Regions from separate parts of the Mus musculus genome. Here all the other regions are linked to region 5. A link is a loop called in an ENCODE intact Hi-C map of the cell type or tissue named here. Cell type or tissue: left cerebral cortex. All regions are shown on one strand.

Region 1 (4,000 bases), 1.1 Mb after region 5:
ACTTCTTAATGAACCTAAAACACCTTCAGGTTAATTTGGACTAGGGTATTCAAATAAGATATTATGGTGCAAATTATTTTAAATTCTATTTCATTTGATTCTTATCAATTTGTCATAATTTAGCTTACAAACAATAAACATATCACACAGCTAGATTAAGATCGCCATTCAAATACTTGCCCATTCTGAACTCTTATAAATATTAGTAAACTACACAATTAAAATATACATTGATCATTAAGAAAATATTTAATAAAAATATACATTGATCAAAAGTTATATAAATGATCAAAGTTTCTTTTGGTTCTCCATTCTCACTATCAATTATATGTCCATATACCTATTATATAAAATTATTATGATAAATTTGAAACTAGAAAAGCAATTAATAAGTTGTTTTACATTACATTTATTTACTTTTTCATAGTTCATGTATCCTTTGATTGCTCTGTCCCTACCAATCACTTATCACTACACTTTCTTTGTGTTCTTTATAAAATATTATAGTGCTCTTACACTTACAGCTGTTTGCATGTAAACACTTGTACCATATAGGTTTGGATTCACACATGAGGGAGAATATCCAGGTTGTTAATTTGGCTCACCTTAATATTTTATCTTCTAATTCCAACCACATTTCTGCAAATTTCATGACTTCATTTGTTTTACTATTGAAAAATATACCATTTTGTATGTAACACATTTATATTTAAATTTTAAGTAGCATAAAATAAAAAAAGTTATTAAGACTAGAGACAGAAATCAGGATTTCCCCATCAGCATTTATTTTTTTTTTTAGTGTCATAATTATGATTGACAGGAAATGAATTTAGGCTGAATAAATGTTAAAGGTAGCTAGATATGGTGGTACAAGTCTGGAATACCAGTACTTGTGTAATAGAGAAAGATAAAGAGTTTAAGGCTACTGTATAGTGAGTTGAAGACCAGTCTAAACTACAGGACACACCGTCTAAAAGAAAAAACAAAAACAAACAAACAAACAAAAAACCCCATAATATCAAGTTTAGTAAGAATTCTCTAGAGTATGTTTCTGAAATTATTTGCTTCTGTTCTCTGTTCTTTTCTGTTAGAGTACATTATCCATGAGTAGTGGAAATGCCTGGGGAACCTCTATAATACATATCTATGAATATCTACCTGTCAATGAGAACATTATAGGGGCTGGAGAAATGGCTCAGCAGTTAAGAGCACTGACTGCTCTTGCAGAGGTCTTGAGTTCAATTCCCAGCAACCACATGGTGGCTCATAACCATCTGTAATGGGATCCGATGCCCTCATCTGGTGTGCCTGAAAACAGTTACAGTATACTCATATACATAAAATAACTAAATAATTCTCTGAGAGAGAGAGAGAGAGAGAGAGAGAGAGAGAGAGAGAGAACATAATAAGTCTTCTGAAATTTCCAGCAAAATTTAGATATTTCTGATTTTTCTGACGTGTTGTATTCACTGCTGGGGCCTGGGACTGATGCGATATACTGAATAACTTTGTGAGTATAACATCTTTTCCCTTTTAAATATTATGAAACTGGTTCCTCCAGGATAGTATGAGCCACTGAAGAGATATCTAGAAAGGGGAGGAATGGAGAATGGAGGTATGGAAAGATTCACACAAAAATGTTCTAGGTTCTGTAATGCTTTCAATGTTTTGGTTGGAATATGGAGTCAGAGTTGACTCACACCCTTAGCATCCTCAACTCTTAGCCCTATGGTTCCCTTCACCGTCTCTCTGAATAATTATTTCTTCTAAATATTACTTTTAAAAACGATCACTGGTCGTGTTGAATTAGAGTCACAAACTGTTAGGAGAAAAGGTTTTCTTCTCTAGCTTCCATGGCTCATTTTCAAAATCTTAATCATAATGGAACATCATCCTCTCTGGCGTTTTATGATGACTCTAGATAATTCAGGACTGTGCAATAGAAATCAAGAGAATCTGGATATATGCTGACATTGTTCCATGCAATCCATGCATGGATGAAGGGTCGTATGTAAAAAACTGGTCATTTATTTGAGTGTTGTCTAAGCCCGAGCAGCCTCGGAAGGACATTAGTGGACTGTCTGTTAAATATTAGGCCCATTCCCTACAAGCACGTTTTTGGTAGCGACTGTGCATTTTCAAGTTTGAACCACAGAGAAGTCCAGTGAACAGATGTCTTTGTCTTTCTGCCAGGGATGGCAGTCCTGTTACAGCTTAACAGAAGGCATTCTTGGCCAACACTCATCTACAGACATTTCACTCATCAGGATCAAGCTTAAAGAAAACCCATTTATTTTTAACTATTTCTCTTATGTGTGATGTCAAGAAGTCATTTACAAGATTATAGATTTGTAAAGGAAGAATGTGGGAATGTCTCATCTTTTATCACTTTGAGGATTGCATAGCCAGAAATATTTAAAAAAAAAAAAAGCATCTCTATTCTATAATGTGTGATTAAGTTTGGAAAATAAAATTGGATTCTAAAATAAAATGAACAATACTTTTGGAGTAGGATTTAAGCCTCTGATAAACCTATTATTTTTTTATTATATAATTAACTAATTTAATTACCATTTATTACCTTGTGCTTAAAATGATATAAACTTTGAAATGATTCTAAAGAATAAAAGTAGCTTTGCTGATGTAAATAAAGGTTAAGAAAGTGAGTACAGTTGGCCTGGAGAGATGCCCTAGTGGTTAAGAGCACTGGCTGATCTTATAGAGGATATGGTATTTGATTCCCTGCATCTGCATGGTGGCTACAACCAACTGTGACTCCAATTCTAGGAGGTCTGGTGCCTCCTCTGACCACTGAGCTCTGTGTGCGTGTGGCACACAGACATACACATTCAAGTATACATGTACAGACAAAATAGAATGCTTTTAAACAACAATGAAAAAAGATGTGCTGGAAATAGATGGCAGATTAGTGCTCAGAAGTAGTTAATGTTTTTTATGTTTTAATTTTTTCTCTTTTTATTAGATATTTTCTTTATTTACATTTCAAATGGTCCCTTTCCTGGTTTCCCCTCTAAAAACCCCCTATCCTCTCCCCCATCTCCCTGCTCACCAACCCACACACTCCTGCTTCCTGGCCTGGGCATTCCCCTACACTGGGGCTTAGAGCCTTCACAGGACCAAGGGCCTCTCCTCCCATTGATAACCAAGTAAACCATTCTCTGCTACATATGCAGCTAGAATCATGAGTCCCATCATGTGCATTCTTTGGTTGGTGGTTTAGTCCCTGCGAGCTCTGGGGTTACTGGCTAGTTCATATTATTGTTCCTCCTATGGGGCTGCAAACCCCTTCAGCTCCTTGGGTACTTTCTCTAGCTCCATCATTAGGGACCCTGTGCTCAGTCCAAAGGATGGCTGTAAGCATCCATTTCTGTATTTGTCAGGTACTGGCAGAACCTCTCAGGAGACAGCTATATCAGGCTCTTCTCAGTAACATGAAACTGAAGAAGAAGGAAGACCAAATATGTGGATTCTTCGATCCTTTTTAGAAGGGGGAACAAAATACCCATGGAAGGAGTTACAGAGACAAAGTTTCGAGCAGAAACTGAAGAATGACCATCCAGGGACTTCCCACCTAGGGATCCATCCCATATGCAATCACCAAAAATGATTCTTTTCATTTTTATTGGTTATTTTATTTAGTTACATTTCAAATGCTATCCCCCTTCCCAGTTTCCCCTCCACAAGACCCCTATCCTCTCCTCCTTTCCCCTGCCTCTGAGAGTACTCCTCCACCATCCCACCCACTCCTGTCTTAGTGGCCTAGCATTCCCCTATCCTGGGTCATCAAGCCTCCACAGGAACAAGGGGTTCCCTTCCCAGTAATTCCAGATAAAACAATCCTCTACTACATATCCAGCTAGACCCATAGTTACCCACTGTATACTCTTGGTTGGTGGTTTAGTCCCTGAGAGTTTTGGGGGGTTTGGTTGGTTGATATTGTTGTTCTTCCTATGTGGTCGCTAACCCCATTCAGCTCCTA
Region 2 (4,000 bases), 500 kb after region 5:
ACAGCTATACTATGCCTCAGGTCTGAATCTGCATAGCAACTAAAGATCCACACAGGAAAACCAGGGCTCTCAGGCTGTGTCACTTGATTGCGCACTAGCCAGTAGCACATCACTGGGCCATCTAATTGGTGTTGGGTATCCCGCTTATGCGATGGGAAACTTATCCCAGTGAAATAAATATATTCATTGAAAGAAAAAAAAAAGGTATTTTCAAATACATGCAGTACTCCCAGGCCTTAGCCACTTGTGAGTGTTTATTAATGTTGAAGATGTTTGGAGCTATAATTAGGCCAGCACGGGGTTAAGCATGCAATAGTCTGCAGCCTTTTATTTGGCTATGTTATTGGTACCCCTGGGTTTCTTTTTATTTAACCATAGCAGGTTTTTCCTATGTATGCAGAGACATGCTGGTTACCCTTAACTTACAATTCTATGGAAAACAGCATTCCGACTCTTGTGCATATTTTTCTCCCATTGTTTAAGAAATATATAATACAGGACTGTTTTGGTTGCAGTACTCAAGTTACTATTTTACAAAATTGGGCAGAGAATGCTTTGAATCTCTCAGTGTAATGATATTTTCTTTTCAAATACTATTGTTAACATTTCTCCAAGGGACCCATGGAAATGTCAGGATTCACATAGATTCATGAGCAAAGATGACAGTCAACAATGTTTTTATAAATCATCATGGCAGAAACTCCTTCCTGTGAATCCCCATTGTCAATGTGAATCTCCTCTGAATTTGGAAAGCCTCTCATATATTGCCTCTTGGTAAAGGTGTGATGTTGTGTCTGGGATTCCTGCAGTATTTAGATTCCAGATTCAAGCCATCATCCCTTACAGGATGTGGAGGGCATGTTAATTATTTAAAAAAATCATATTGTTTGTGAAAGGGAGAAATGCACAATACTTCTTAATTTTGTGTTTGAATGTTTTGCTTATGTACCATATGTATATCTGCCCTCTGAGAACAGAAGATGGCATCATATCCCCTGGACCTGGTATTATAGATGGTATGATCCACTAAGTGGCTGCAAATAATTGAACCCAGATCCTCTGCAAGAGTAGCTAATGCTCTAACCGCTGAGCCATCTCTCCAGTCCTGATGGATGATATTTAAAACAAACCGACAAACAAAAAAACAGTGACAATGAAACTTTCAATACCATTTTACATTTTGAAGCTCTTTCTTGAGATTATTGAGAAGCTCATCAACTTTCTTATCATCTCTCTAAATTATTGAAATGTTCTGAGGACAGGTGGTAATGGCGCATCTCTCGCTCTTGACATTAAACTGCTATTTCCACACCCACTCCTAAAAGTTATTAATATAACAAATCAAGGATATAGTTATGGTGGCACATTATTGCAAACCCAGCACTCAGACTAGACGGGCACGGATCCTGAGACAGAGTATTATAATAAATTCAAGACCAGCCTGTGCTGTAGCTTGAGACCCTGCCTCAAAACAAGCAAAAGCAATTGAGAACATGAGTCATACCTTTCACTTTGTGAAAATATGTCTACTTGCTTTGGAACCTGATTGTGTTACAATCATTTAAAGTCTCTTTCCTACTACACCAGATTGAAGTGGTCCTTCACTCGTTCAAATCAAGTACTTGTTATCCATTTTTTAAGGGAATAACAGTTTATTCTGGAGGCATTTTGAGTAACTGTAGTCTTAGGAACACAGATTTGTCTTGTCCCAAATCCCATTATCCAACATGGTTGCAGTTTCATGATGTTTTATAGCACAACAAAATTCATAATCAAGGCAAGTTTTGAATACATTGATGGGCACATTAGGAAAAGAAAAGCAGTTACAGAAAGATAGGGGAAGCATTTCTATAGGCCCAATATACTGTCTGATGACATCCTTAGCTTTGATTGGGTTGGAACTAGGATCTGATAAGTTAATGGGTTCTGTTTTCTGCCTTCTGAAAATGACATTTAAATATAAGAGAAAATATATGTAGCTTTTGTTTTTATCCCATTGGAAATTTCCTTTGTGGTGGAATAGCCAACATCAACTGGGACTGCTGCACCTTGCTTGTGTCTCAGTTTGTGAATGCATTAGGGATGTCTTCCCTGCGGGCTCTCTGCCATAACATCCATATGAGGTGCCAACTCTGCAGTTTTGTACTCCATAGGCAGAGACTGCATCTGCCAGATACTCAAGGAGAAGTGGGAGTGGATTCCAACAGTGTTCAGAAATGTTGGCAGTCACTCTACATCAGAAAAAAGTGAGGCAGAATTGTTCAGAGGCAGAAATATCGTTAATCTATCTGGGATTATTAATGGCTGTGCTGACTAGCTAAGCAACACTATGATGTCTTCACAATTCAAAGAGCACAAAAAAATCAAGCCTTTTCCTCTGCTTGAGTTATAAGATAACATTCATTATGATAGCCCATTCAAATTATGCCTTATACCCCAAATATGAGATGTATAGAATATTCGCAGGCACTTCTGCACAGAATGAATCTTGCTTTTAAATAAAAGCATATTTTAAGACTCCTAATTAATCATTTTGGTCTTTTCTTCAGACAAGCCTTGGGTGTATCCTTGAAGTATGCCTCTGTTTTCTTCTCTGAAAAAAATAAGTCTAATTTGAACTTTTTTCTCCAAGCAGCTTTCCTTGAAATTTATCAAAAGCAGGCCTCACAAAAGGGAATTCGGTGCAATAAATTAAATGGAAAACATAATTAGATCAGTTTGATCTTAACCAAAGCTGAAGACAGTGTGCTTTCTCTCTCCCACGGAGAGATTGTCTGTGAAAAAAAAATACTTCCAACTTTTCTGTCCTCCACCATTGACTGACATCTTTGTTCACCCCAGGGTCATATCTTGGACTTATCAGTTAAATAATTATCAATTATATAATTGGGAATGTCATGCTTTGTGTTCCAAAGCCTTAGGAACTCACATTTTAGCAAACGAATACTAATGTGGCCTGTTTTCTCTTTGTTTCATTTTCTTTAAGCTTTTCTAGAGGCTTAGCCCAGCTTCCTCAAGATAACTTAGTAGGGGTCTCCTGTGAATTTTCTTTGTTGCTGAGACCCTCCTCAGAATACTATTCTTTAGAAAATGTGACTTAAGTATCTTTGTGAATGAGGAATCCTAAGCTTTCTTATCTCAGTTGCCAACAGAATCTTGGAAAATGGTGCCTTTGTTTTTTAATCAGAATCTGGGACTCATTAGCAGGTTTTCAGGATTCTATGACCTTCCAAATCAGTGGTTACATCTTATCTAATGCCGTGACCCTTTGATACAGTTCCTCACATTACAGTGACCCACAACCACAAAATTACTCTTGTTGCTACTTCATAACTGTTATTTTCCCATGGTTATGGGCTGTAACATAAATATCTGTGTTTTCTGTTGGTCTTAAGCATCCCCTGTGAAAGAGTCCTTTGACCTCCAAAGGGGTCATGACCCACAGGTTGAGAACCAAAACTACTGTTCTAAGTGTTTTCTTCACATTAGAACACAAGGTTTTCCTGCCTCAGTTCAGAAATTTACATCATACCCTACATGTTAGTGGTTGATTTTAAGTGAAACATCAATATCTGGAGAGCTAGGTTTTTTTCAACTGAGGCATAGCATTTTAATCATCAAATGAAGGCTTTTATACTCCCACAATACTGCCCAAACAATAACTCTTCTACTGCTTGCTTAGGAATTCCTCTGGAGGTGCACTGGGTTACTGCCATGTTGTTTGAGACAGGGTCTTTCCATGTAGTCCTGGGTGCACTAGAGCCTGCTATGTAAACCAGGTTGGCTTTGAACTCACAAAGATCCTCCAGGCTCTGTCTTCTAAGAGCTGGAATTAAAGCTAAGTGCCACCACACCTGGCCTGGATATTTTCTTTTCTTTTCTTTCTTTCTTTCTTTATTTTTTTTTTTTTTAATAACTAACCTGCAAAACGGCAACATGAGGCTATTTGTTACTCTATGAACACCAACTCTACTTCATTCTTTAGATTACAGGGAGACCT
Region 3 (4,000 bases), 260 kb after region 5:
GATGTTGAATATTTCTTTAGGTGCTTCTCAGCCATTCAGTATTCCTCAGTTGAGAATTCTTTGTTTAGCTCTGTATCCCATTTTTAATAGGGTTATTTGGTTCTCTGGAGTTCTTTGCATATATTGGTTATTAGCCCTCTATCAGATGTAGGATTGGTAAAGTTATTTTCCCAATCTGTTGGTTGCCATTTTGTGCTATTGACAGTGTCCTTTGCCTTAAAGAAGCTTTGCAATTTATAGGTCCCATCTATGAAATTCTTGAACTTAGAGCATAAGCTATTGGTGTTCTGTTCAGGAAAATTTCCCTTGTGCCCATGTGCTTGAGGCTCTTCTCCACTTTCTTTTCTATTAGTTTCAGTGTATCTGGTTTTATGTGGAGGTCCTTGATCCACTTGGACTTGAGCTTTGTAGGAGATAAGAATGGATCAAATTACATTCTTCTACATGCTAACCTCCAGTTGAACCAGCACCATTTGATGAAAATGCCATCTTTGTTCCACTGGATGGGTTTAGCTCCTTTATCAAAGATCAAGTGACCATAGGTGTGTGGGTTTATTTCTGGGTCTTCAATTCTATTCCATTGATCTACCTGTCTGTCACTGTACCAATACCATGCAGTTTTTTATTACAATTGCTCTGAAGTATAACTTGAGGCGATTTAGAAAGACCAATTTCCAAATTCATCTGGAATAACAAAAAAAAAAAAAAAACCAGGATAGTGAAAACTATTCTCCACAATATAAGAACTTCTGGTGGAATCACCATCCCATTTTCTTACTTTATGTAATATATTTATTCTTTTCTTTGAAAATTTCATATATGCATATGATGTATTTTGATTATATCTACCACATACCTCCTTGCTTCCAACTTTCCCTGGACAGATCAATATGTTCCTTCCCAAACTTCATGTCCTTTCTAAAAATTAAACAATATCAAACAACCAAAAAAAAAAAAAACCAACAAAAACAAAAACAAAAACCTTATCGTTGCTGATTGGCACATGTTGAACCATTCACACTGGACCACTGGAGCACAAGCAAACACCCATGACCTTTACCACCAAAGATAAATGTTTCTCCTTTCCTGTAATGTGCATTATATTGGTTAACTGTCTTGCATTAGAACTCACTGAGAAACTGCGTTGTCAGACCCAAACCTGTTTGTTTCAAAGTGTTCCCCTAGGCCCCTTGGATGGGGACCAGCTGTTCCCATGCCCTTGAAAGAGAAAAGAAAGCAGAAAAGAAAGACCAAGAGCAATTAGAGTGTGTCCTTAAGAACATATAAAAAATAAACGATTTCTATCAGAGGTTGCTATTGCTTAGCCCTCCATATAAAAATTACCTACAGTAAAAAATAGAAGCCAGAAATTCAGCCTTAGGAGGCTCATCCCATGGACAGAAACTGTGATCATGAGCTCCAGCTGCCTGCTTCAGCTTTCCCTGTTTGTGTCTATTGGACATTCCATGAACATGATTTGATAATACTAACTCCCCAATCTGCCTACAACTCTATCAGGGACTCTAGCTGACTCTATCTATCTATCTACCTTTCTATCTATCTATCTATCTATCTATCTATCTATCTATCTATCTATCTATCTATGTGTGTGTCATATATTTATATTATATTTTATATATAAATATATCTTTATATAACATAATATACATAACATACTATATATTATTTTAATATATAGTGTTATATATATACATACCTATCCATCCTATCTATCTATCTATCTTCCATCCATCATCTATCTACCTATAATCTGTGCCCTGATATTTGTTCCTTTACCTTAGTTTGTTGTATGCTTAATAAGATCACTCAAAGACAGAGTGTGGGTAGAGTAGATTGTCCATACAAAACGGCCCCCAGTGGGTACCATTTCCAGTAACTCCTCAGCTGCATGTGGGGCCTTGTGAGACACTCCTACATCCGTGTCAACTACTCACTCACATGCGATAAAGTAATGGCTTCCACTTGAGAAGACAATCCTGAGGTGCAGAAAGCAACCAGATGCAGCGGTTTGGGTCTGGGTTTCATGACTCAAGTGTTTTAATCGTTCCTTCATCTTGCTTTTCTCTTTGCTGCTTATGTAATTACTCCCCCTCTCTTATTATTGGAAGTATTTTCACTTAGAGATGTTGAAAGTGAAAATTACATGGAAATTCTTAGTGAAATTCACTGAGGAATGAGGGACTTTAGGACAGGCTTGCTAAGCCTGCCTAGTGAGGTTCTCTCCCACGCTCAGGCTCCAGACTTCCAGACCTTTCCCAGTATATTCCCCTGTGGCTCCATTTTCAGCCAAAAAGCCTACATATTTACTGTCCACTGAGCTGTAAAAAGTAACATTTCTTTATTTTAATTATGGTGTTTAGTTCCTCTACATATATGTTATATAACTCCCACATAGAATGACTCAAGAGATTGTCTTGGAGGCCACTGGGTGAGTTCCAGACTAGCTCCTACACAGAAAAGGAAAACAGGACCCCTTAGAGCCTATACATAGTTACCGAGTTTCCCAACCACAATGAGAAATGAGTCATTCTGGAGCAATTTGGATCAGCCACCCAAAAGGCAGATATACACTTTAAAAATTAACCGGAACAGACTTCAATGAGAAAACTCTTGCCTGCACAAGGCTGTGTCACTCAGCTGTGAAGGACCCAGCACCCCCCACTGCTGGATGTAGGTTGCTGGGCCCTTGTGCTGGAACGCTGCTGTGGCACTGTGGAGAAAATTGCCATTTTTCCCTGTGATCAAACACCCAACAATAAATTCCATTAAAATCCAAGAGCCCTGAAAAGGCTTTTTCAGGAGAAATCAAAACAAACCAGAAAAAGACCTTGTAGACAAGAAAAGAAAAAAAAAATCAATTTTAGGTTAAAATCAGTCTGAGGGGAGTAGGAGAAGAGGAAATCTTTTAAGAAACCCCTGGGGTGCCTCCTCTGACTATTGGCAAACATTTGGTATTATTTAAAATGTAGGGTTGCCTGCCAGAGTGAAAGGTTCAGTGTTTTGCACCCCTATTAAGTCTTTTAGCAGTGAAATGCTAAAACTTCTGGCACTATAAGAGCCTGAGCTGACTGAGGAGGGGAAATCAACCATTTTCCTTAAGTCAAGGCACCGATAATATTTGTTCTGTCTTATTGATGTTGGTTTCTCCCCTTTAGTATGATTTGCTATGTAAATTCATTTGCAGTCCAAGCATTCTCATAGTCTTCTTTGGTAAGCATTGGTAAAGGCATGTTGGAGATCATTTCTAGACTACACTCTCCTGTTTATACAGCAATAATTAGTTTTCAGTTTGGATGCCCAGGCCTCTCCCATGACATTATCAGAATGCAGAGTTTCAGAAGTTAGAGTGACATGAGTTGAGGCCATTACCTAAAGCACCTATTGCAGAAGCAGTCACCGTCATGTGCATTTTTTTCTGAAAGCCTCTTGTTTGGGAAGCAGCTGCATATTTCTTTTTTCCTCTGAAATAATAGAGAAAGGGATAGTTCTTCCTGAAAATGCTCCATGACATGCAGAAGACCTAACATCTGGTACATCCTTTTGTAATGTACCTTCAAGTCCTTTCTTCCAGCCATGTGCCAACTGTTGCTTGAGGGATGCTACATGATGTCCACACATTGACCAGATAGATATCTGCTGCATGTCATGTAGGTAGCATATAAGGCTACACAGGACCCATCCCCAAGAGAACTGCTTATAAAGACGATGGGTGAGAATGAACCTCTTTCCACACTGTGCTCTCTCCCTCGTTAGTCCCCTCTCAGCAATCTCCTATCCTGTCAACTACCTAGCTGCTTTTCTTTGTTGCCAAGAATTTTCTTGTCTTTGACTCAGTCCACATGAGAAGTTCTCTAGGAATGTGCCCACTCTTTCCCTTTCGCAACAGGTCAGGTTAAGTCCTAGGTGTCCAAGACTCTATTTCCAGTAACATATAACATTGTGTGTCACAGTCACCACACATAAAACCATGGCTCAGTAG
Region 4 (4,000 bases), 500 kb before region 5:
CAGTTGTCTGCACTTGGATTGGCTGTGGCTTTCTGTAATGATCTCCATCTGCTGTAAAGAGATGTGATGAGGGGTGGGAACCACCCTTATCTGTGGCTATAAGGACAGAGATTTTGAATGTGACAAGGGATTCCGCTGGCTTAGTGAAGTGGTGGTGAAGCTCGCTCCTTGGCTAGCCTGGCTGGCCATGGATCTTGGGTGGTTGCTTCCCCAGTGTTGGGATTGCAGATATGAACAGCCACACCCAGCTTTTCCGTGTACTGTCGGGATTCAGACTCAGGTTCTCAAGCTTCCGTAGCATAGTCTTTACTGACTGAAACCTCTCTCCAGCCCTAAGAATGTTATAATATTAGACTTATTGTTAGACTTAAAGTTATACATTAAATCTCATTTTGGGGGGTACCCTAAAGCATGAGAATTCTTTTATTCTGAATGACATATGCTCTTCTTGATAGGATGAGGGTGGACAGAACCTCTTACTCATGCATATCGGTGCTACACACATACAGTCTCTATCTCTTTATGATCACCCCTAATTAGTCCATTGAAAGATAATTAGCATTTGTTGTCTCTGAGTTACGGTGGGTAAAACTGAAGCACACTGTTGACTCTGTCATCTTAGTGGGGAATTTGAAGAAAACATGTCACCATTATCATCTGCTTTTCTTTTCGTTTTCAGTTCCAAAGAACATTCGAGTCTCTCAAAAATGTTTCCAACAAGTCCGACCTCCAGAGAACCTACCAGAAGCTCGGGAAGGAGCTGGAAAGCCTGGATTATTTGGCCTTCAAACGCCAGCAGGTAGGAAAATAAGAGCAATTCAGGCTTCCCGCTGTCCCTCCTGTAGGAGGTGCAGACAGGTCGAGAAACTTACCTTCTAATGATTGGGGCAGAAATAGCTTGTGTCGATCGCCCCGTGTTCATCTCGCTACCTACAGTGTACAGTGCGGCCCTGGCTTTTAGATGGGTACTTTAGGGGTTTCTGCACACGTCCTTTTATTCCTTTAAAAGGAGATTCCTGCGGTTCTGTGAAGGTCTAACTACCCTTTGGTAATGACGTCTTAGCAGCACAAAGAGCTTCTAGGACGGCCTGGCCACATGGCTTTTGTATTTGGTAGGGTATAACCAAGGGGGAATAAAAAACCACCCAAAGACCAGGAAAAGCGTCTAGATGAACCTGCAAAGTGAGGACAGAGACTCACCTGTTTTCAACAATAGCGTTTGACCTCCAGCTTTGCTTTTTGATCTTTGAAGATGAGTAAAACCTTGTTAAATAAATGTGCAAGGTTAAAGGGAAGGATTCTTAACAAGTGCATGCCTCTTGGCTTGCTTGGAGAGTCCCAAGATAATCCCGGAGACAAATCAAACCTTTGTAAGATTGCTTGTAGGATCGGTACTGTCCACACTCAGTCTTCACAAGGATATAGTCCGTGCATCCTGTAGACCACACCGTCGCAGTGGCTGGCCATCCTTTTCAGGCAGAGTCTGGTTGCAGTTCCTGTATGGCCACTAGGTGTCAGTGTCGTCAAGCTTTTACTTTGTTGGAAGGCTTTCTTGGATCAGAGCAGTCCCTCAGCCGGTTAAATTAGGTTGCGTGAAAATGGTAGCTGGTGTCTAGAATCGCGGCTACACGGTTGACCTGTCTGCAGAGAGTGCAATCGTCTCGCTGTTGCCCGATTTACAAGTTCTGGGCCTTTGGTATATGGATTTTCAAAGCAGTATTTTTGTTAAACCACATTAAGTCTATATGACATGGCTTAGAAATTAGCCCAAGAATAGAATTGTGTTTCTAGGTTCTTGCTCTATCATAGAGGTGGAAAAAGTTTCTCTTCAAAATTGAGTATTTAACCTTTCTGTGGCTTTATTTCTCTAAGAGTTACATTTTATTTATTTATTTATTTATTTATTTTTGATTTTTTGAGACAGGGTTTCTCTGTGTAGCCCTGGCTGTCCTGGAAATCACTCTGTAGACCAGGCTGGCCTCGAACTCAGAAATCCGCCTGCCTCTGCCTCCCACTGCCCTCCTAGTTACATTTGTGTTATGGAATATTCTAGATGAGGACAAACGGACTATCTCCACAATACTTTATACAGAAAAAGAACATGGTAAGCATTTATGTGTGTGTGTTTTTCTTTTTCTTTTTAAACTACTGTTGGCCTGGGTGTTAGCAGACATAACACAGGGAGCCAGTGTTGCCGAGAGCTGCAACCACAGTCAGTTCCCGGTTCCTGCTGCTCAGCGCTCACACCATGGATCTCCGCTTTGGCCTTGAATAGTTTCAGCTCAGTTTTGTTCCCAAGATCCTATTTTACCACCATGGGGCGTTTGAGTTGACAGACCATCCTCTCCCCCGACCCTTTCTCATTAGCGCGTTTCCGGTGACGGTGATTAGATTCTAGTACTTCCAGGGCGGGCGAGCAGAGCTCTGGGAGGACCGTACTGAGTGAGGACAGGTAACGTGTGAGGAGTGGAGAGAGCGAGCCCGTGGTGCCTGTGAACGTGTGCATGTATGTAGACCATCCTTGCTGCTGCCACGCACTGTGGCACAGAGTAGGACTAAACCATTTTTGAACCGAGTCACTAAACGTCGTCGTAGCAGTACCGTAGGGTCGGTTTTATTGGTAGCATTTGTAGATGAGACCGCTGAAGAGTTTTGTGACTCTCCTATGATGGTCGTACGGAGGAGAGAAGCTGGAGGAGAGAAGCCCTGAGTCAGCCCGACTCCAAACCGCCCGCCCACATTGCCTGGCTGTGCGGGGCTTAAGCGTCAGAACATTAGCTGCTCTCTGACTGGGTGGCATCTTCCATTCCTGTTCTTTTAAAGCAAGAAAAAAAATCTATTAGGCTCACAGTGAAAAGTACTTTTTTTCTTTTTTCGTCTTACTGGGAGAGATTCAGATCTCTGTAAAACTGCTAATTCAGCAAGAAAACTTCCTTGTAAGAGCTGGATACAGAGATTTCATCCGTGACAGTTTTTTTTTTTTTTTTTTTTGGGTCCCGTGCTACCCACCATTCTTTGCGGCAGCAGAAGCAAGCAAGGTTGATTTGCCACCTCCTTGGTGGACCCTTTCCAGTCTTAGTATCTGACCATGGCAATTCTCTGACTGGCGCAGTTACTGGGCATGCCCAAAGTTTTGGCCTCAGATTGCGGGGCATTAAAACTAATGAGTTTGACTCACTTTGAAATGCAGGTGGGCATTATCCCTTCTGTTCTTGTACACAAATGATAATAGACTGTTCTTTGCGTGATTTCAGGCACTCTCCTAATTTATTTTATTCCTGTATCCATTTTGGAAAAAAAAAAAAAGAAATGACTAACATCACCCAAGCTCTTAAGTTACGGTTGGCAAGTCAATCAATTATAATAATTTTTATGGATTCATTCATTAAATTTTCTTTTCTATGAAATATTTATATGCATTAACTCTACTGTATATATCTTTTACAGAGATTTTATTGTAAATATACACATTTCTTTAGAAAATTTAAATGCTACAGAAATTTATTTTACTTGAACACAATGATTATATTGTAATATCCTTGATGGAGAGAATTCTTTCTGAGCAATAGGTTGTTGTGCCTTGTTTTAATTATTTTAAAAATATTCCTTAAACTGTATGGAGGAAGATATTGAATATATTTATGCATGTGCACGCTGGGGTATATGTGCGAGGTCAGAGGACAGCTTGTAGGAGTCGGGTCTCTCCTCTCACCACGAGGCTTCCTGGGATCCGGTTTGCACCGAGAGCCTTGAGCTGCTGAACCGTCTCATGGCCGTTCCTTCTTTGAACCTGTGTCTTCTGAGAACTTACTGCGTACTGTGTCCTAAACACAAGCGGTCTTTGGTTGTTCCTTCCTACGGAATGAATGCTCACACTGGAGTCAGATCAGATGAGTCCATGTCTTCCCACGTTCAAAAAGAGCAATGTTGGAAGTAGCGTTGGTGGACAGAGGTGAGAGAGGCAGCTGGGATAGAGGAGGGGTGGGCACACCAAGATGGA
Region 5 (4,000 bases):
TATATTTATCATATATATGCTATATACCATATCCACATATATGTGATTACTAATAAAATCTTGTGGGTTTTTTTTCCTTCCTCAAGATGGATATGAGAAAACCCAAGATGAAGGATGTTAATCTTTGTGGGAGTCAAAAGTTCTAGACTCCCTGATGCAAAATGATTCTTTTCTTTGACCTGTACCAAACACAGAGCGGAAGCAAGCCCAGTAGAGCATCTCACTAAGTGCTATTTTTAAACACACACACACACACACACACACACACACACACACACACACACACACACACGTGTGGAAGGACCACTTTATAAAAAAGCAAAGCTTTTCACACTCAGTCATTATTGCAAACTAATCTAATGCGTGGGTGTCTTCAAATTTTGGAAAGCCAAGAAATGTACCTGAGTTGACTTAGCAAGTGTCAGAGAGAATTGAATTGCATCTTTATTTCTAGGGCTGTCACTCACTGCTGTGATATTTTTCCCACATGTGAGACACCATTAACTTTTAGTTTCTTTTTGTGGTATTTTTACAACAGTCTATCCACTAACTCCAAGTCACCAATGACTTTGGAGGCTGAGTAAAAATCAGGTCCAGTTCATTTGACTACTGTGGCTGAGGACATTGCGACTTCTCCTTGTGTGTCTAGGGTGATGGCATTTGATTGGCTTTGAAGAGCCGTTTACCACACAGTATTTAATACCCACGCATTCTGTTTCTCTTACAAGGTTTGTTATTCAATTTTGCTGATAGTATTTTTCCTGCATATGGTTTGTCCCAAATGCCCTTTGGTTTTTTGTTTGTTTGTTTGTTTTGTTTTGTTTTGTTTTTTAATACACATGTAAAAGAGTATGAAGATAGTAAGGTACCAGGGGTTGGTTTGCTACAGATCTAGATCCCAATTAGAACCCTGGGCTGGGGAAAAACAAACAAACAATTTGACTTTTGAATTTTTCATATTTCATGGCTCAACTCTCATTCGCTGTGTTTAGGACTCATTCTGTCTCCAGCTTGATGGGCTAACACTGTTATCTGATGCTAGTCCAAATCCACACTTAAAATAAGCAATTCGTGTTCTCATATTGGTAAACGACAAAGGAAGAGATGCTCAGCGCACCTACAGCATCCTGACATCCCTTGCCAAGGCTACGCATGTGATGCTGCCTTCCCCTTCCCCAGAGGGAGAGCGTAATTTCATTATCCATGAATCAGCGCCTCTTAGACTGTACCACCCTTGTCAGAGAGGCTAATAGCACCACTGTTTAGCTAGCAGCAGAGGAGGAAGGAGGGGGAAAGCCCGGGGGCGAAGCACAGGTCACTGACATGGTCGACAAACTGGAGAACAGTTCTGACACTGCAGGGGAGGCCTCCCTCCTATGGATAGCTTTCCCATAACTACTGACAAGCAAGAGTTGGTCCGATTCCCTCAATAGCAATGCAGGGATCTGGTTCCCCGAGCCTGTTACACTCTATTTCAGAATCCTGACCACAAAAAAATAGTAGCACTTTTAACGAAAACATTACAGATGACTTGGGCTAATATCGTTGAGTACAAATACTTCAAGTGTTTCTTATCTATTTTTACTGCGTTAGGGCTTGCTCTGTGTCTTTGGGTATTTATTTCTCTAGCTCTCAATACCAATGTAATGGCTTTTCTTTCTGGTACCACTGAGAAATATGAATATACATTCATATATTTGATAATGTGGATGATAATTATACCTCATAACAAAGTTAACAATCAGTATGATGCACAGAGAAACCTATGCTGCCAATAAGTTCACAAAAGACAAAAACCAAGACGCTAAAAATGTGCGAACAGCTGTAGTTACTTGGACTAGCCACTAGAGGACAGTGCTACTCTATAGAAAGCATCATTGCCAGTCTCTGCTTATATAGTTGAAGCACCAAACCAAGTTTAAAAAGAAAAACAAACAAACATACAAACAAATGGTTAATAATCTTTGGAAAGATGTCATGTCAACATCCTTGGAAGGTACAAAGTCACTTAAAATGATTATATGCTGCATAACATTGCTTAAAATTCTCTGGCACTGAGCACGCCTGCTTCAGCACAGTGTGTACCGGGGTTAATAAATAAAGGAGAAACAAACACAAAACACAAATCACAAACGTTCAGTCCAAAAGAATGGACTCCACTTCCTCTCTGTTTTGAGAAAGCATTTAAAGGCAGAGAGACTCCTGCAGCCATGGGTCTCCACGGAACATTTCAACAGGTCAGAAAGCTCCCTTAACTGAGGGAAACCGACCAGTTCATGTAAATTTGCAATTAAAAAGGAATAGCCAAGGATTCTTCTCCAATACGCAGTGCATTTTAAATGCTTATATATAAAAAGTAGAAGCATGGCATACAGTCTACAAGTGCCATGGGCAGATACAAGGACAGTCATTTCTGATCAGGAGGACACTTACCACCTGGCTTTTCTGGGCGACACAATAGTGCAGAAACAACTCTCGCCTTAGGTTGCACAAATTGGTTGCACAAATTGGTTCTCGGGGCATTCTGACAGCTGGAGAAGAGCCCTTAACTAAGGAAAAACACGTGTTGCCAATCCCCCCCACCCCCCTGCAGTTTCATGCCCAGAATCAAAAAGTGTTTTATTATTCTAAGGCATTTGTCTGGCGTCTTATCCTTCAGTAAATCTCTAAGGCATTGAAAATGAGCAGCCTTCAAAATGTTGGTCATTCATTCAATCTTACATCAGTTTAACACACCAAGTGGTGCTGAGCCTAACAAATACTTTTCAATAGAGCAAACAGGTTTTATACATTCCAATGGCATACTTGGAAAATATGCATATATATATTCCAAGTATGTGTATGTGTGGAATTTGTTCCCATGATACATAAGGCAGAGGATCAAGTAAAAGAAGAGAAAGGGGCCTTTTCCACTTCAACAGTGCATTTAATTATTACAGTCATCTTCATAGTACAGATAATAATGAGGCTGACCAAAGGAAAAAATTTAGATGGAATATGTATTTACTGACAGTCTAGAAAAAGAAAAAGTAAAATTACAATTTCACTGAAGAGCATCTCAGTGGGTTTGGCCACCCAGCCCCTGACACCGTAAGATGTGTCTGCATTACTGATCCACTGGGGCTCTGTGGCCATTTGGCATTAATAAATGTATACTCGATGGTTAGTCATGGGTAAACATATTGCACTTGTGATACTTTCCTGAGCTACTGCCTGGCCTCATCAAAGCACCTTAATGGCGAGTCCCCTCGAAATGCTGCTCTTCTTTATGCTTAGAAGTATGACTTTAAGAATCTGGATCCCCTGCTATCATTCTACTTCACACTGACTTGTCTAGATCTTTCCCTTTCAGCCTTTGGAAGACCTCCATCCTCTACATACATTAAAAAAATGCTAGTAAGAAATAGCCATTCACTTTTTCATGGCTTTTATTATTATTATTTTTGCAGCGACTGTTCTGAAAGACTAGGGATGGGGTCAAAGATGGGAGGCCTGGACGGTCAGAAAGCTGAACCGTCCTTAATGCAGAAAGCAAAATCATTACGGTCCGCGTGCACACCGAAAGTGCTCATCTGAGAGGACAAAACAAAACGGGGTGGCAAAAAATAAATATATTTCTCTGAAACCCCATAAATACAGAGGGCGTGATACCCGAGCTGCAGTCGACAGACTTTCACCAACGACATAAAAAACATGCATGCAGCGTGCAGGCTGCCAGGCCAGTTCTGTACAGAATTGTACTGACGGATGAGTTACAATACAGATGAACACGGAGACACAGCGATGTCAACAACAGCAAAGCAAAGACAAGCTGTCACAGTCAGTCTCCCCCCCACCCCACCACCCCCCCTTTCCATGCTCCATGTACCAAGGTGTTACCAGGAGCATCCTTTGAAAGGAGAACGTTGGGGAAGCATGTGTGTGTTCAGATAGCTGAATGAAGTGTCAGTGCTTAGGGGTCTGGTTTGTGTGGAACACATCACAGGACGCACAGGACAGT
Region 6 (4,000 bases), 670 kb after region 5:
GGGGAGGAGCCTTTGAAGTGGCTCTTGAAACCTAAGGTTTCATCTCAGCCTTGCATCCCTGCTGTGACAAACTGGTTCACAAGCAGTGCTGCCAACTGATCTTGGACTGAAAACCATGGAGATCATAGACAAGAATAAATGTGGTTTTTGTGGGGTTTTTTTTTTTTTTTTTTTTGGTTGTTGTTGGTTTTTTTTTTTTTTCATTTTCTTTTGCAGGAATTTTGTCACAAAAGCTGATAAGCTCATTCACTTTTCTGTATTAGTAAAGTAACAGTATTTCCCTATAAGAGAGTTCAATATGTCTGCCTCTTGGCCATTTGTTTTGTCTCGTTTTTCGCTTAATGTGTGTCTCTCAATAGTTTGGTAGTTTATTAGAAAATAGACAGATTACATGGGAAAAAATAATTAATTTCCCAAATTTGAAAAGTTCCATTCAAAAACAGAGTGAATCTCAGCGTAAATTATCAGAGATTTCGAGAAATAAGTATAGCTACTTTCAGAAATATAGATATTCATAGCTTGTACTGCAGGGTATTCATGCCCTTGCAGCATCCATACTGACTGCAATGTGGTATATTCATATATTAAAAGCACTTGTACTCCACAGGATATGAAGGATTAAGCTTCCAGGAGGAATGATTATATTATTTTGTATATACTTGTTGGATGTTAGCACTCAGAATTTGAGTTACTATAGGACATTTATATACAATATTAGCAATTGTAAAATTGCCTTTATTTTATGTCTCAACATTGCAATGCCATTTCTCTATTTTAAGCAGTAATAAGCCTAAGGGGAAATTAACCAAATGCAACAATAATGAAAAACATGCCTAATAGTTATTGAATTTTATATTATTTATATCAGTGACTCTACTCTAATTGATTAGAATGTCAAAGGAACTATAATTGGGAGGGAGATCTAATTCCTGTTTTAGGTATACCAGCCAACAAAACAAATAAATAAAAGTAACAATTGCAAAATTGAAATGTGAATATTCTATGTTTTTCTGATTAATTCAACATAGTGAAGGTTTCTCTGGGTATACTCGATGTACTTATTAAGCAATGTGCAAATGCCACTTTCAGTCGCAGAAATGAACCATTTTAACATACTAGGATTACAGAAATATAAGCTACCTGGTTAGTGTACTGTTAGAACCTAGGGTTGGGATTATATAGCTCTGAAAATTATTCAGGAAAGTGTGACTTGAAAATCTATCATTACTAGCAGCTTTTATTAATAAATAAATCAAGAGTAATTACAATAATTTAGTTTTTACCTATTTTTCCAGAGAGAACAATAAGCCATTTTCTTGTTGTAGAGTTTAAATTCTAAAACTGTGTGTTCACATTTTACATAACTCCTGCTTCTTCTGTACCTTGGCAGGAAGTACATATCTAAGTAAAGAACAACAGCAACAAAAAAATTATCTTTGTTTTACTTCATGTACTTAAGTTACAACCTGACAAAACATCAGCTGGTTTGCAATAAAAGACAGCAAGGGGAAACAAAGCAAACAGCCAATAAAATGCTACCTCATGCAGTTGGAGAAGATGGCTCAGTGGTTAAGACAGCCTGCTGCTCTTCCAGAGGACTGCTTCCTAGCTCCTGACTCAGGAGGTTTGCAATAACCTGCAACTCCAATTCCTAGTGATGTGATGCCCCCTGCTGTCTCCCCAGGCCCCCTCAGCAGATGACATACATACAGGGCCATGCGCACATGCACATACATAAAAATAAGTATTTAAAGTTAGAAAGTTACCTTATTATCAATCCAGCGATTGTTTTGAGTATGCGTTTAATTTAAAGAGAATTGTTCATGCTTTGCCTTTACACTTGTGGCCTGCTAATACGATATATTTATATTTAATTTTTCCTGGATTAATTTTTCTCCTCTATCACCAGTGAAGTACTGTAGTTTGTTTATACTAGGACAGAAAAGGGCCTGACCTCTGTGAGCTACCTAATATTTTCATGTCGTCCAATTTATGACCAGCATCCGTTTATTCAAATGGCCACTAGATGGCAGACCTACCACTAAACACAACTTAGGTACAAAGTAAAATTTGCAAGTGAACTTGACTTTAACAGGAGAAGGATGCTTCATTCCACCCTGGCTTCCCTACACTCTGGTTTGTGGGAGGCGTGATAATGACGGCAACCTTGCATTTCCACATTCTTTGAAGGCTAACTATTTGCAGACTTACATGACTTATAATAATCTTTTCAGATCTACAAACACTCCCGTACTGTAGAAACAAGGGTTTCCTGAGGCAGATGGCAATGGCTATTTCTATAGACAACTGTAAGGGAGATAACTTTGAAGAATTCTTGCTTAAAGGGCTCTGGAGTTCACTTAGGTTCTTTGAGATTTACTGTGGGGTAACTATTGATTCTATATGTGATGTGTCTTTTCTGCTTATAACGTATACATTTATGCTTCCCAAAGAAGCTCAGGCCTCCAGGAGCCGTCAGAATCAATTAGAGCTACTGACGCATTCCCTGTCAGCAATGCTGGCTCTCATTTCCTTACTTTCTCACGTCTTTTGGATTCTGTATACTGATTTTTTTTTCTCTTCCCTCCTCCTTTCCATTTTGTCTTTGAAATTCACAGAAACCTCCTATCACCAACATTGAAATAGCCTCCTGATTTCTGATTTTGAGCAGTAGGCAACAGTTCATTTCCTGCTTTTGAGAATAGACCAACATTATTCTAAAGAGCACTGAGCTATCTGTTCCAGAAATTAGAAGTGTGTGCACATTGTGTGTCTATGTGTTCACATACCCTTTGAGTCAAACAAAAAGGTTATAAAATGATCTCCAATAACACTGTAAGCTAATTGGAAGCATAAGGACAACATATAGAGCCATTAGGCCAGATTTTCTAGGCTTTGGAGCAAACATTTCTGAGTTTTCAAAACAAGTTTGCCATTGTGTAAACGTCATGACTGTCTAGCATAGCAGAAGAAAGTAAAGGGGTAAAGATGAAACTTATATTCAACAGATTCTCTTTATTCATGTGCTGGTTAGTTTAATGGCAACTTGATAGCAGCTAGAGTTAGTTTGGAAGAGGAATCCTCAAGTAAAAGTAATGCCCCCACCAGCTTAGTCTGTGGTGAGATAGTACCGCACTTTCCTTTATTTATTTATTTATTTATTTATTTTCTTATTTTTTTATTACATATTTTCCTCAATTACATTTCCAATGCTATCCCAAAAGCCTCCCACACCACCACCCCCCCACTCCCCTCCCCACCCATCCCATTTTTTGGCCCTGGCGTTCCCCTGTACTGGGGCATATAAAGTTTGCCTGTCTAGTGGGCCTCTCTTTCCAGTGATGGCCGACTAGGGCATCTTTTGATACATATGCAGCTTTTCCTTTCTTACTACTAGTGTTCACTGTGGACATCGCCACAGTGGTCCTGGTGTGCTCAGGTTCTATAAGAAAGCATATCATAGAGAGGAAGACATTGACCACACCCCTTTGTGGTTTCTGCTTCAATTCCTATCTGTAGGTTCCTGCCTCGAGTCTCTGATCTGATGTCCCTTAGCAATGGCTTGTGACCTAAATTGTAAGCTAGAATAACCCTTTTCTTGACAAGTTGCTTTTGGTCATACCATTTAATCACAGAATAAAAGCCCAAATACAGTTAAGACAATAACTTGATCCTGCACGCACCAAATACCTCAAGTATAGGTTAAACTGTTTCATAATAGGGGGATGGGAAATTTAACATCCGCTTCTCCTAATTGAGATGTGTATAGAGGTTAACAAAATGACTAAGATATAAGTCATAAGAGCAGATTTTTCCCTCATTCATGAAGCAGTATAGATTGTATAGAACAGATAAAAGTAAAAATGAAAAATAGGATAAAATTCTGAAAGCTCAGACTTCTCGGTAGTGATCACCTCTGTGAATATCCTTCTAGAGACCTTCTGTGTCACCCAAGGAATGGCCTATCAAAATTATTGATCTGAAAGATTGCTTTTTCACA
Region 7 (4,000 bases), 190 kb after region 5:
CCAATTCCTGACACTATTAATGATAGTCTGTTATGTTTGCAGACAGACATCCAGCAAGGCTGTCCTCTGAGAATTTCCACCTAGTATCTGACTTAGAAAGATGCAGAGACCCACAGCCAAACAGTGGATGGAGAATTCTTATGGAATAGTTGGGGGAAGGATTGAATGCCCAGAAGGGGATAGGAACTTCATAGGAAGACCTAGTCAACTAACTTGGACCCTTGGGGCTTCCAGAGACTGAACCATCAACCAAAGAACATATCAGGCCTCCCTGGGCATAAGGACAAAGGGCTGGACCAGAGCTCCCTGCTCATATGTAGGGGATGTGTAGCTTGACCTTCATGTGGGTTCCAAACAACTGGAGCAGGAGCTATCCTAAAAGCTGTTGCCTGTCTGTGGGACATGTTGTTTGAGCTGGGCTGCCTTGTCTGGCATCAGTGGAAGAAGATGTGCCTAGCCTCTTAGAAACTTGATGTTCCAGGGTCAGGGGATACCCAGGGGAACCCTACTCTCTCAGAGGAAAAGGGGCTGGGGAAAAAGGACTGGGGAAGGGGTGACGGGGAGGGGGATAGTAAAGTGAATAACTAATATAAAATGAATAAGTAAATAAGAATTTTTTTAAAAAGCAAAAAACAGAAAGGAAGAAAGGAAAGAAAAAGAAAGGAAGAAAGAAAGAAAGAAAGAAAGAGAAAGAAAGAAAGAGAAAGAAGGAAAGAAAGAAAGAAAAAAAGAAAAGAAAAGAAAAGAAAAGAAGAGAAAAGAAAAGAAAAGAAAGGATGGACAGAAAGAAAGAGAAGGTCACCAAAGGGGTGCCTACATGTGCTCTTTTCCCACAGGACTCATGTGTATAGAACCCCATGTTTTGTGAACTGGTTCCATTTTCACACTTGATGTTGGAATGCAGATGAGCTTTGCTCTTCTGCCTGAGTGATGCAGGCAGATTTCTAAGCTCTTGTGCATAAAGGAAGTCAGTTAACCAGATGGATTGTGTTGTGTTGGCATCTATAGTGTTTGCTTCTTATGGCTTTAATTTTCACTTATCTATTGAAATTATTGATCTTATTTTAAAAACACTACTGAGATGTTACTAACATAACACATAAGTTTTCTCTTGGAGGTATACATTTCCTAGATTTCTTTTCCAGTTAGTCCACAGAGCTGTCCATTTATCATCAGATTCCTAATATCTTCCAAACTAGAAATATGTATTCATGCGCATACATGCAGACACACACACAAACACACACACACACACATACACACACACACACAATTTCTGGACTGTATTATAGCTGTATTTTGAAATGGTAGCAGGTTGTAAGAGTTTAGTTCTCATCAGCAATATTTCTGTTTCCACTGATGGTTTTACCATTTTTGCATTGTTAGATAGTAATTATAGAGATATACAGAGATGATAGTATACAAAGAAGCTTGTCCTCTTTGCTGCTTCAAAGTGTCTTATCCACTGCTAAAACTTTCAATTTTGATGAAGTCAAATTAAGTACACTATATCAATATTGTTAGATATGAGTTATGCTTGTCTCTTCTGTCGATTACGGCGATTTTCTTCAGAGTTTTCTAGAAATTGTATAATTGCAAGATTCACATGTAGGCTTATAATCTATTTGTAATTAATTTTTTATGTCATCAAAGGTGGGATTCAAGGTTTTATTTGCTTATTTATTGCCTATAAACAATTCTTTCACCCTTATTCGTTGAAAATACTATCATCTCCAACCACTTAAGTGACACGTTTGGCAAGTATGAATGGATCTGTGCGTATAAGCATGCCTCTGGTCTCTTGGCTGGCTTTTATTGATCTCAGTGTGTACCCTCTTTTAACACAAGGTTGTCTTCCAAGTGCGCTTTTTAGGAAGCATTGAGATAAGTGTTCTTTCTCTTCTCACTTTATTCTTTCTAATATTTCCCTGTAAATTTTAGTATGGATTCGTCAATATCTGCAGAACTACTACAAGAGTAGATTAGAGGGTCACTAAATTCCAGACTATAGAGAATGGATGTCTGCGTTAGTTACTTTTCTATTACTATCATAAAAATACTACAACCAAAAGCAACATAAGGAAGAATTTATTTTGGCTTACAGTTCCTGAGGGCTAGCTGTTCTTAATGGAGGGGAAGGCATGGTGGCAAAAACAGGAAACTGAGAAATCATATCTTTATCTATATGTAGGAAGCAAAGCGTGAACTGTAAGTGGGGCAAGGCTATAAACTCTCAAAAGTCCACCCCACTGGCATAGCTATTCCAGCAAGAATATGACTTAAAAGTTCTATAATGTCCCCAAACAGCTCCACCTACTGGGCTGTTCAAACACATTAGTTTATTGGGGACATTTCTTTCTATTTTTAATTAATAAAATAAATTAGATAAAACATTTTAATCTATAGTCAGTATATAATATTTAATAAATAAATTATTTCACAATTAAAATAAATAAATAAAATAAAATAAATTAATTTTATCTTTACACTGAAATTTTCCCTTCCTTCTCTCCACCCAGTGGGGAAATCCTCTGGAAGAAAGAGAGGCAAGATCCACCATCTTGTTCTTTGCTATCTACTAATGGAAAACATAGGTCTACAACAAGATGTCATTTCAGTATTTTGTGTGTGTGTGTGTTGGGGGGATGTGCTCATATACGTGTGGATGCATGAATGAAAACCAGAGATCAGTTTCAGGTTATTCAGATTATTCAACATTATCAGTATTTATCCATTTTTTTTTAATGAGAAAAGGTCTTTCTTTTAACCTAAGGCTTCCTAATTTAATTAGGCTAACTGACCAGCAAGTCCCAGCAAGTCCCAGCAAGTCCCAGCAAGCTTCCTGTCTTCAGATTCACAGCACTGGTTTACAAGTGGATAGCTACCACCTCTGGCTTCTTTTCCAATGCTGGAGAGAAAAAGTATTGGGTCAGCCCCCTTTCAACAAGAACAAGGTTGTCCCTCCTACCCTTGTGAATGAATGGATGATCTGGGTGCCGGGGCTTGAACTCCAGATCTTATACTTGTGAATCAAGAACTTTATTGACTGAGCCGTCCCTCCTCTTTGTCTATTTTTGTATATTTCCATGTATGCACTCTAGTGAGGTCCTTCAGTGTCTTGATTACTTAGGAACTCTTAGGACAGTGGGAAGGACTTTCTTTCACCTGGCACTCCGCTATATGCACCTGGGAGAGCAACCAAACGAGGACATTTATAGTCAAAATTTAAGGTTCATTGGATTCAAAAGTCTCAACATGTATGCGATGTTATCAAGGACTGAAGCAGAAGCACTAGGTGTGGTTCTATCGCCTTTTTGGAAGAGATTTCCCAGAAGTCAGTGCAAGTCTTCTTGCACTGGGCATGGCTACAAGAATTGCTTCATATACCCAGAGATGCACAAATGGATCCATGCTTTAAGAACTCTGGAGGCTTTAATCTTTAGACCCTTGCCCTTGATGCCAACAGAGGCTTCTCATTTCGAAAGTCACTTTTACAGCTTGGTTCTCCCACACATGTTTGGCATAAACAAGGTGCTGATACCTTTGAAGCTGTGGATGAGCTGACAGGACTCCATGGCGAGACGTGACAGTGGGAAGCACTGTCAGCAATTTGAAGAATTGGACTGACACCATCAATTTTTCCTAATTAGAAATTTGGACTGTTGTCATAGAAGCACTTGACCTGTGAGCTCAGGACAGTGGGGAGATATCTGCTCATTGTGTACCTAATTTTATTGTCTTCGAGGCTGTGATAAGCTTATTGTTGTTTCCCCAATCAAATACTGCAGCAGAACAAGCAACAGCAGAATATTTATTTACAACAGGGACAGGAGTATGTTTTTGGCTCTCATTTTCTAAATGTCGCAGTGTATAAAAATGGCATTTCCCTGAGCCACCTGTATGTAGTTTCTGGAACTTGTGGTCAGTCAGACATCTTAGCAAGGAGATATTAATAAAATGATTAGGTCTGAGCTGCAACTAGCAGAATCCTAAGTGGTGT

What was found. Hi-C counts contacts between places; a loop is a spot of excess contacts. Peaks named below come from ENCODE experiments on the same cell type or tissue, not always from the same donor. Only the 100,000 strongest peaks of a DNase experiment are listed, where the experiment ranks them.
Region 1: it touches region 5 in a loop (3.0-fold over the local background); 2 of 42 quality-filtered maps call a loop at or near these places.
Region 2: it touches region 5 in a loop (2.1-fold over the local background); 2 of 42 quality-filtered maps call a loop at or near these places.
Region 3: it touches region 5 in a loop (3-fold over the local background); 2 of 42 quality-filtered maps call a loop at or near these places.
Region 4: it touches region 5 in a loop (5-fold over the local background); 18 of 42 quality-filtered maps call a loop at or near these places.
Region 6: a loop joins it to region 5, with 4 times the contacts of the local background. A loop is called at or near these places in 5 of 42 quality-filtered maps.
Region 7: it touches region 5 in a loop (5-fold over the local background); 12 of 42 quality-filtered maps call a loop at or near these places.

Annotation. Positions count from the first base shown.
Region 1 is chr10:65,217,273-65,221,272 of GRCm38, forward strand. No RefSeq gene overlaps it. Among named protein-coding and RNA genes, the nearest start is that of Gm28881, 99 kb to the left of the region's middle. In left cerebral cortex, no CTCF peak of the experiment used is centred here; a DNase peak (open chromatin) is centred at 2,166.
Region 2 is chr10:64,586,181-64,590,180 of GRCm38, forward strand. The region is part of intron 12 of Ctnna3 (catenin (cadherin associated protein), alpha 3); the gene reads left to right. Among named protein-coding and RNA genes, the nearest start is that of Lrrtm3, 500 kb to the left of the region's middle. In left cerebral cortex, no CTCF peak of the experiment used is centred here; a DNase peak (open chromatin) is centred at 2,130.
Region 3 is chr10:64,340,633-64,344,632 of GRCm38, forward strand. All of the region lies in intron 9 of Ctnna3 (catenin (cadherin associated protein), alpha 3), which reads left to right. Among named protein-coding and RNA genes, the nearest start is that of Lrrtm3, 250 kb to the left of the region's middle. In left cerebral cortex, no CTCF peak of the experiment used is centred here; a DNase peak (open chromatin) is centred at 2,439; H3K27ac peaks cover 897 bases.
Region 4 is chr10:63,581,265-63,585,264 of GRCm38, forward strand. Ctnna3 (catenin (cadherin associated protein), alpha 3) reads left to right here. Exons shown (of 18, transcript NM_001164376.1): 5 at 680-799. Among named protein-coding and RNA genes, the nearest start is that of Ctnna3, 130 kb to the left of the region's middle. In left cerebral cortex, a CTCF peak has its summit at 1,513 (motif pointing right); DNase peaks (open chromatin) are centred at 1,522, 2,730 and 3,972; H3K4me3 peaks cover 276 bases.
Region 5 is chr10:64,082,744-64,086,743 of GRCm38, forward strand. All of the region lies in intron 7 of Ctnna3 (catenin (cadherin associated protein), alpha 3), which reads left to right. All of the region lies in intron 2 of Lrrtm3 (leucine rich repeat transmembrane neuronal 3), which reads right to left. Among named protein-coding and RNA genes, the nearest start is that of Lrrtm3, 5.5 kb to the right of the region's middle. In left cerebral cortex, a CTCF peak has its summit at 1,836 (motif pointing right); DNase peaks (open chromatin) are centred at 1,294, 1,865, 2,342, 2,680 and 2 more places; H3K4me3 peaks cover 3,475 bases; H3K27ac peaks cover 2,500 bases.
Region 6 is chr10:64,748,883-64,752,882 of GRCm38, forward strand. The region is part of intron 13 of Ctnna3 (catenin (cadherin associated protein), alpha 3); the gene reads left to right. Among named protein-coding and RNA genes, the nearest start is that of Gm28881, 370 kb to the right of the region's middle. In left cerebral cortex, a CTCF peak has its summit at 2,023 (motif pointing right); DNase peaks (open chromatin) are centred at 1,607 and 2,123.
Region 7 is chr10:64,273,035-64,277,034 of GRCm38, forward strand. The region is part of intron 9 of Ctnna3 (catenin (cadherin associated protein), alpha 3); the gene reads left to right. Among named protein-coding and RNA genes, the nearest start is that of Lrrtm3, 180 kb to the left of the region's middle. In left cerebral cortex, a CTCF peak has its summit at 2,322 (motif pointing left); no DNase peak of the experiment used is centred here.